Linked DNA regions of Homo sapiens: region 2 is linked to region 1. Evidence: read pairs that join two places in POLR2A ChIA-PET (ENCODE). Cell type or tissue: OCI-LY7. All regions are shown on one strand. Each heading gives the region's core, and the rest is flanking DNA. Links, peaks and the distances in the headings are about the cores only.

What was found. Peaks named below come from ENCODE experiments on the same cell type or tissue, not always from the same donor. Only the 100,000 strongest peaks of a DNase experiment are listed, where the experiment ranks them.
Region 2: POLR2A ChIA-PET joins it to region 1 with 5 read pairs; 4 of 35 experiments call an interaction of 5 or more read pairs at or near these places.

What each region holds. Positions count from the first base shown.
Region 1 is chr12:57,284,689-57,289,076 of GRCh38, forward strand. R3HDM2 (R3H domain containing 2) reads right to left here. Exons shown (of 24, transcript NM_001394031.1): 12 at 4,321-4,352. Among named protein-coding and RNA genes, the nearest start is that of STAC3, 36 kb to the left of the region's middle. In OCI-LY7, for the core only: no CTCF peak of the experiment used is centred there; no DNase peak of the experiment used is centred there.
Region 2 is chr12:57,477,878-57,482,265 of GRCh38, forward strand. ARHGAP9 (Rho GTPase activating protein 9) reads right to left here and starts at 1,989. Exons shown (of 18, transcript NM_032496.4): 1 at 1,853-1,989; 2 at 1,214-1,547; 3 at 663-880. The coding sequence starts at 1,529. RefSeq lists enhancers at 1-162, 523-572, 2,093-2,142, 2,313-2,402. In OCI-LY7, for the core only: a CTCF peak has its summit at 1,356 (motif pointing left); DNase peaks (open chromatin) are centred at 254, 1,384, 1,754, 2,074 and 1 weaker place; H3K4me3 peaks cover 2,481 bases; H3K27ac peaks cover 3,451 bases.

The DNA.
Region 1 (4,388 bases), core at 132-4,131:
CAATTGGTTTCAGGATCTCTAAGGGCTAAAGTCTTCAGCAAATATGCTCTTGGGACTCAGGATGGCGAAGAGCAGGGGGGTTGACTGTGCCTAGTTGCCTTCATATTCATAATCCTATCTCCCTAAGCAAAACTATTAAGGAAAGGGGTTCTCCCTCTCTTATTTGGCTCTGTAAACAGCAGGGTTATCTTGATGTTATAATCACTGTCTATGATTATTAACAGCTGTATGCCTCAAGATAGCCAGGTTGGCCTGAAAACCCTGTCTTGTTGAGCTCTCACTGCTTCTTAATCATTAAGCAACCAAGAACCAGCAATTTTTCTTTCATACCCCACATCCCCAACAACTAATGACCTAAGGAAACCAAATGACAACAATTACAAAGATTTTGGTAGGTATACCGAGGAATAATTAAGCAAAAAATCATTGTAGTTTGGGCTCCCTTCTTTTTACCACCATCCCATCAAAAGCAAATAGGAAACCCCATTCCAATCCCACTGGTTCCAAAGGCACTAGGCTCAGAGTTATTTTAATAGAGAAAGGCATTTTTCTTAAGGGCATTAATATTAAAGAAAACACCTTTCTTTATTAGAATACCTACTCCAAAGGCACTGTAGGAAAAATGGGCAAAATACATGCTAGGGTCCTTCTTTTAGGTTTTAGTCAAGCCAATCACGATGAGCTAAGAATACACTGGCACAACTGGTTAGGAACATGCTAATTCTTCTCTGCAACCCCAAGACTGAGAGAGAGAGAGAGTGTGTGTGTGTGTGTGTGTGTGTGTGTAAGCACTTAAATGCTTCTATGTAGTTAGTGAATTAAAAAATATTCCTGTTTCTCCAAAGCTTTACCCCTTTCCTTTGGAATGCCAAAAGTAGAATGGGAAACAAGAAAGAAGTATAAGTTAGGTACTCTCCAGGAACAGAACCAGACCTGAAGTGAGAGACAACAGCTACATCTCAATGGACAAAGGCAAGTACACTAAGAGGAGTCAATAAAAATGAGTGTGTTTGTGGGGTAAGGGGATACAGCAGTGGCAATAGATGAGGCTGCTCATTAGACATTAGAGCTTGAATTTTGCAAGACAAGTCCTAAAGGCCTTTTCCACTGAAAAGGAAATCCTGCCATTTATTTTCTCTTGCTACTAGAGGTAGACAGTGAACAAGGCAACTTTAAACCAAATACCTTGAAAAGCTAGGGCCAAAATGGCAGCACTTCTATACTAATCCAGTTTCCCCAAGACAGTGATGACCAAACACTCAAAATGTAGACTGCCTGATGATCTGACTAACCTGGGTTAGTACACTACTCCCCTAAGACTTGGAGAATCTAAGTTGAGTCTTGGCAGGAAAAAGATCAATTTTCCCTCTCTACAAATAAAAATAATTAGGGAATGCTACCCAGATTCAATTTTGAGCACTGGATCGGGTTGTGTGTATGTTGGAGAGATGGAGGTAAAGGACAAAGAGCAGTCACACCTCATATTCATGTAAAATCAGAGCTGATTAGTTTTTACAAGCAGATTTAGTGCTGGTGAAAAGTCCAGCTTGTTGGGTCTGGGGAATGGGTAGAGATGCCTGTGGAAGAGGTGGCAATAAACATCAGTAAGGCCTCACTGTGGCTTATTTGTCAATGGAGCAGACTCTTCCAAAGAACTGGGGAGCTGCCATAGTTATTGTCAATGTGGATGATGGAGTTTGGTTTACAGGTATTTGTTTCACAAACATAAACTGGGCCAGAAAGGTGTAAGGCAATTAGAGAAGATCAGCTTCTAATCATTAGCGTTTTGGACTAGTATCCAAGTAGAGGAAGAAGTTATTCCCTTAAGTGCCCACGATGCTGCATTTTAGATGACCTACATCTTCAATCAAAGCTCAGTTGGAAAACCAGTAGCTTAAAAGGTCTGGTGAGGGCCAGGCGCGGTGGCTCACGCCTGTAATATGAGGACTTTGGGAGGCTGAGGTGGGTGGATCACCTGAGGTCAGGAGTTTGAGACCAGCCTCAACATGGAGAAACCCCGTCTCTACTAAAAACACAAAATTAGCCAGGTGTGGTGGTGCATGCCTGTAATCCCAGCTACTCGGGAGGCTGAGGCAGGAGAATTGCTTGAACCTGGGAGGCGGAGGTTGCGGTGAGCCGAGATCATGCCATTGCACTCCAGCCTGGGCAACAAGAGCGAAACTCCATCTCAGGGAAATAAAAAAAAAAGGTCTGGAGAGGAAAGGGCTGCACCTACTCAGTAGATCCTTCAAGCTATTATCTGCACAGTTTGATGTAGTCTGATGGTCCATAGCCCTAATAAGAGCATCATTCTAACCAGTGAATCTGGATTAGGGCTCCAAATGTAACACTACTAAGAGAGGAAGGGGTGACATCTGTAGAGAGCTGGTGTGGTGTAGCGAAGAGGACACTAAACTAAGAATCAGCTCCATTTTTGCTTCTATTAGCCATGTAAACTTGGGCTAGCCACTTAAATCTCTCTGCTTTTGTTTTCTTACATGTAATCCAGCTGACCAAATTAGGATGTTGAGAGAACTGAATCAGATAAAGTATACTCTGGTGACTGTAAAGCACTGTGCATTAATTCACACATAGGAGTTGGTTTAAAACTCCTATTTCTTACAGTTATCCTGGGATGATCTATGACCCCGAAGTGTAGACTGTGGAACAGGAATCCTGATTTTTTGTTTTTTGTTTTTAATGCAGGGGACTCTATCTATCTCTACTACCACCAACAATGCAAGGTCCTCTCTGCCTGGGGTTTTCAGATGAACCACAGGGCAGGACAGCCTAAGAAAAAAAGACTTGAGAGAGATGGAAAATCCTCTACCCCAAGAATGGGAAATCTCACTACCCCAATTTCCACAAGGTTTGGCTAGCTTTAGAAAGGACAACAGGGAAAGGACAACTACAGTAGTAGGAGTGAGATCTCAAATCCAAGTTAGTCAGACAGTCCTTATCAAGTGTAGTAGTCAATAAGAGAGAAACCCTTTGGAAAGGGGGTTAGAGCTGAATTCTAGTGTTAAATACTCAGGTTCTCAGTATTTTCTAGTTTTTCTATTGGTAAATTGGGAAGAATATACTTAAAATGAGTTGGTAACAGAATAGACACTATTCTCTTACCACTGCCTTGTATTATCCTCTGGGGTAGGATTGAGAGACTGAAATGAAAGGGAGGGTCTTATACCTGCTTTGTGGGGAAATGGAGGACACTGGGAACTGGGGAAGTTAATACAACAGGTTGCACCAGCATTCAGAGTAAGTAATGAACAATCGTATGAAGGACACACTTTAAGTCCATTCTAAGGCAGAGAGGTCCCTTAGGTCTTTTTTTTTTTTTTTTTTGAGACAGAGTCTTGCTCTGTTGCTCAGGCCGGATGGAGTGCAGTGGCGTGATCTCAGCTCACTGCAACCTCCGCCTCCTGGGTTCAAGCAATTCTCTGCCTCAGCCTCCCGAGAGGCACCCACCACCACGCCTGGCTAATTTTTGTATTTTTAGTAGAGACAAGGTTTCACCATCTTGGCCAGGCTGGTCTTGAACTCCTGACCTCGTGATCCACCCACCTCGGCCTCCCAATGTGCTGGGATTACAGGCGTGAGTCACCGCGCCTGGCCAGGTCCTTTCTGAGGTCATCTTACACATTACATTGCCTCAAGAGAAAACTACATACATAAAGGTGTCCGTATATGTCTCTCTCTCTCTCTCTCTATATATATATATGTATTATTTTTTCTTAAAGATATCTTTAAGAAAAAATATTCCTATGCTGGGTCAGGAATAATGTCTACACATCTTTTCCATAGATTCAGAAAAGGTTAGCCAGAAGACACCCATTCTTTTACCTTATCATAAATATGTTTGAATCTTTCAAAAATGCCCAATTCCAGCTAATTTCTGGGAGGAAGCTGTACCTATCCCAGACACACCTATTTGGTCCCCTTCACCACCTGTTTAGGACTCGAAATGAAATCAGCAACAATAAAAATAAAGTCATTGACCAGGAGCCATTTTTTTAAATGGGGAAAAATATCCAATGTTGCAAAAACCACAAATTTAATTATTCCACAAGCAGCCATGCATGGAGCAAACCCACTCTGCTGAAAAGATTACAGCAAAACAAAATAAAATTAAAAATAAAAAGGAGAGATATAGATCACACAGAGGTACCTAAAAATCTGCCTTCTCTTGTGAGAGCTAGAAGAAAAGGCTTCTTTGGAGAGTCTGTTGGTTAACATCAAAGAAAAGCATCATTACAGGATTATATTAACCTCACTGGCAAAGCTCAATGAGAAGCAGGGAACATGCTAAGTGGTACTAACCTGATGTCATTTAGATATCCGTTCTGGCCAGTCTAGGTGAGGGGGAGAAAACGGAAAATAACTTATAA
Region 2 (4,388 bases), core at 218-4,217, 190 kb after region 1:
GCTCTTCTCCTCACTTCCTGTTGCCAACTTCCCGCCTCCCCCACCCCACCCCCACCTCAGGGCCACAGGAAAGGGGAACAGGCTTTTTGTGGGGTGGGGGGAATGTTGAAGGGGGTGCCCCACCCTCACATCCTGCAAGGTAAAAGAAGACAGAGAAGGGTCTACAGAAGGGAAGAGGAGCCCCTTTCCACCCACGGTTAAGAAAGAGAGGGAAGGGCTGGGCAAGTCACATCTCTAGAGGAGACCTGCTGTAGCCTATCAGGCAAGCAGAACACAGAAAAACCCTGCCCTGGGCTAGGAGTCTGGAGGAAGGAAGAGCACAGGGCTGGCCTTTCAGTGCCTCCACTGCGCCCTGTGCCCTGTCCCCTCAGGGCCTTTGGTACCTACTGTCCCTTCTCACCTCCTACCCAGTTTGCCTCTCGGCTGCCTCTTTCTCCTCCTTGCTCAGAGTCAACTGAATGCCGTGACCTCACAGATGTCTCCCCGCACCACCTCAGCCACTCTCCACCACATTAACTTGCCTTTAGACTTATCAGTAGTACCAAGCGTTATCTTATTTATTTGTTTTTGTGTTTGTCATCCCCAGGGGAGTCCCCTGAAGACAGAGGTGCTGTCTGTCCTGTGCCTAGAACAGGGCCCAGCTCAGAAGAGCTGTGACTCACTGTGCTGGCACTGGCTTCTGACGGCAAGTCTTCCTGGGAGAGGGATCTTCCGCTTGGTCCTTCCTGGAAAGGCTTCAGAAGGCTGGGGCTCAGATTGTCAGTGCTGACGCTCCTACACATTTTGCGGGGAAGTGGAGGAGGCTGCTCCGAGCTAGCCTGAGCCCTGCTTGGGAGGGCCTGAGACAACTCCTCCAGGGAACCATGAAACAACTTCGGCCCTGGAAACAGAAAAGGGGAGGGTGGGTGGCAGGTGATCAGAGGTGTTGTTGTAACTGGGTCCCTCATCTTGGGAACTCACAGGGAAGACAAGAAGGGCAGAGGGAGGATGTGGAAAATGGCATGAGACCTAGAAGCCTTAGGACTAGGAGGACAGGCAGTGGGATGAGGATGCCATGGCGGGGGCAAGAGGTAGGCTGATCAAAGAAAAACAAGAGAAGATGGTTAGCAGAAGCTTGAGGGAGGGGGACCTCCCCAAAATTCCCAGAAGCCAGGGAGGTAGGAAGGTGATGGGAGGTAGGAAGGTGAAGGGAGAGGGCTTAGCGCTTACTCACCAGGAGTCCAGAGCAATTGGCCGGGGATGACGGTAGTTGGACTCTGGGAAGGGATGGATTCCTCTATCATATAGGCTGCTGGGACGAAGATGGGTCGAGAGGTGGAGGGAGCTTCTAGGCGTCTTGCCAACCACCAGTCGGAGTTGGTCTTTCGAAGCAGTAGGAACCTATCCCCTTCAGCCAGAGACACCTGCTGGCCATCTGCCCCAGTATAAGTAAAGGCATAGAGGGCACAGAGCTGGGATCCCCGAGGAGGGCTTCGGGGGCCCAGCCCTAGGATCCCCCAGGAACTTGGCCACCACCGGCTGGATAGCATTGTAGCCAGCACTGTCACCTGTGAGAAAAAGGGACACTGGAGACCCAGAAGGGAATAGGCCTGGCTGTCTCCAGGTAGACAGACATGGTTCTAGGAGCAGTGTTGCAGGGAGGTGAGGACGGGAGCCCTTGAGTTGGGGGAGAGGGTAGAGCAAACAGCCTGGTGAGGATCGGTGACAGGTTTTGGGGGCTGAGAACTCCTGGTGGTGTCTGGTGAGGAAGTATGTAAGTAACATGAGAGAGGATGTGGTCAGCAGGGCTGCATGGCCAGCAAGGCAGGAAATTAGAGGAGATGACCTAGGCCAGTAGTTTTCCTCCAAGTACCTTGTGGGGCCCATCAGAAGATTCAGGAGCAGGAGTTGGTCCTGGGTAGTGGTGGGAGTCTTGAGGTGGACACAGGAAGGAGATAAGAAGAAAGAATCAGGTTCAAGACAGAAACAGGGAGACACAAGGTTAATGACAAAGACAAAAATGTGTGTTATTCTTTATTAAATTTATGCAAGCATCAATGTTTCCGTTACCAGTCACCTCAGACCATAGCTGCGTGCTTCCTGTGCAGACTCAGAGAGACATGGTGACAGAGAAACAGAAAGCCAAATAAATACCAAGACCAAATCAGAGAGAAAGACAAAGTGGGAGAAACACAGAGGGATTCAGAGTTGAAATATCACCACCCTCCCAATCCAGGACACGATTTTGGGAGCTGAGAAGCCTTGATACTGTCCTGTACACACAAGCCTCTTGAGGCAGGAGCTACTTTAGTGTGTGGGTTCATTCATGCTTTTTTTTTTTTGAGACGAAGTCTCGTTCTTGTCCCCCAGGCTGGAGTGTGATGGCGAGATCTCGGGTCACTGCAACTTCCGCCCCCCGGGTTCAAGTGATTCTCCTGTCTCAGTCCCCCGAGTAGCTGGGATTACAGGTGCCTGTCACCACACCTGGCTAGTTTTTTTATTTTTAGTAGAGACAGGGTTTCACCATGTTGGCCAGGCTGGTCTAGAACTCCTGACCTCAGGTGATTCACCCGCCTCAGCCTCCCAAAGTGCTGGGATTACAGGTGTGAGCCACTGCGCCCGGCCTCATTTATGCTTTTATCAAGGATTGATTGAGTGCCTCCTGCGTGCAAGGAGCAGTGTCAGGCACTGGAGATGAGAGAAGGGAATGAGCCCTTTTGGAGCTTAAGGAGAGACAGACCTTAACTAATGACACAATAAACTTAATAATTACAATTGAATCAGGAACAATGGACAAGTAATGCAAGACGCTATGACAGGTAGATAGGGGACTGATGCCAGCTTCTCCTTGGTGGAAGGTGGGAAGTGACCTTCCCTGGATTACCAGCACTTTAAAACCCACACTTCTGCTTCTGCCTTACCTGGCCACTCCTCTTTTCCTCTTCTCTCAGCTTCTCCACTGCACAATGTGAGGCTTTCTGTTTGGGTTTGGAGAGGTGGGTTAAGGAGCGAATGACCCTCCCCACTGGTGATATCAGAGAGCCAGCTCTCTTCCCCTGAGGGCTGGGTGGCTAGTACTGGGCTTCTGCCTCAGTGATCTTCCTAGTTTACTTCACTTCAACACATGGAGAATCCTACCCCTCAACTCTTCCTTCCCACTTCCAAAATAGTGACTAATTTCACCCATTTATTCACTTATTTATTCATTTGGTGTTCAGTGCTTGAATCCACCCTTTTTTTGCCTTCTCTGAAACTCTCTCTCCTATACTTTAGCTTGTTTTTGTTAGCTTCGTCGCATTCACTTTTAAACATATCCAAGTCTCTCCCATCTTTAGACAAACCTCCCCTTACTGGGCTTTCCAGGTACCACCATATATATGTCTCTCTCTCTTTCTTCTTCTCTTTTTTTTTTGAGACAGAGTCTTGCACTGTTGCCTGGGCTGGAGTGCGGTGGCACAATCTCTGCTCACTGCAACCTCCGCTTTCCAGGTTTAAGTGATTCTCCTGCCTCAGCCTCCTAAGTAGCTGGGATTAGAGGCGCCTGCCACTATGCCCGCTATTTTTTTTTGTATTTTTAGTACAGACAGGGTTTCACTATGTTGGCCAGGCTGGTCTCGAACTCCTGACCTCGTGATCTGCCCACCTCAGCCTCCCAAAGTGCTGGGATTACAGGCGTAAGCCACCGAGTCCAGCCTCTCTCTTTCTTTTTACAGTCGAACTTCTTGAGTTGCCTACACTGTAGAGGGGATCTCCATTTCCTGTCCCCTCACTCCGCCACCTTTTCAAAGTCACTCCTCAATAGAGTCACCCCCGACCTTGCCTGAGCATCCTGCAGTCCTTATGCAATCCTTATGTTGCTTGACATCTCAGTAGCAGGCAACACAATTGACCTTTCTCTCCTACAAACACTCTGCTGGTATCCCTCTTACCTTTCTGGCAGTTCCTTGTCTGTGGCATGAGAAATGACCTTCCTCTGCCTGTTCCTTAAACCACAGAAGCCTATCTGAGATCCTGTGCCCTGTGCTTTCTGCATACCCTCCCTGGGTGGTCTTATTCTCTCCCCAGCTCAAATGATTTCCATGTGCTGCTAAGGACTGTATCTCAAGTCCAGATCTTTCTCTGGGGCTCCCATCTAATCCACTGTCCACCAGAAAATCCACTTGAGTATTTCACAGGTACGACAAACTCAGTATGAACCAAACTGAACTTATCACAAACCTGTTTCTCTCCCAATACCACTATTTAGTTTAATATGAAATCAATAAATATTGGCCTGGTACAGTAGCTCACACCTATAATCCCAGCACTTTGGGAGGCCAAGGCAGAATATCACTTGAGCCTAGGAGCTTGAGGTGCAACATAGTGAGATCCTGCCTCTACAAAAAAAATTTTTTTTTTTTTTGAGTCGG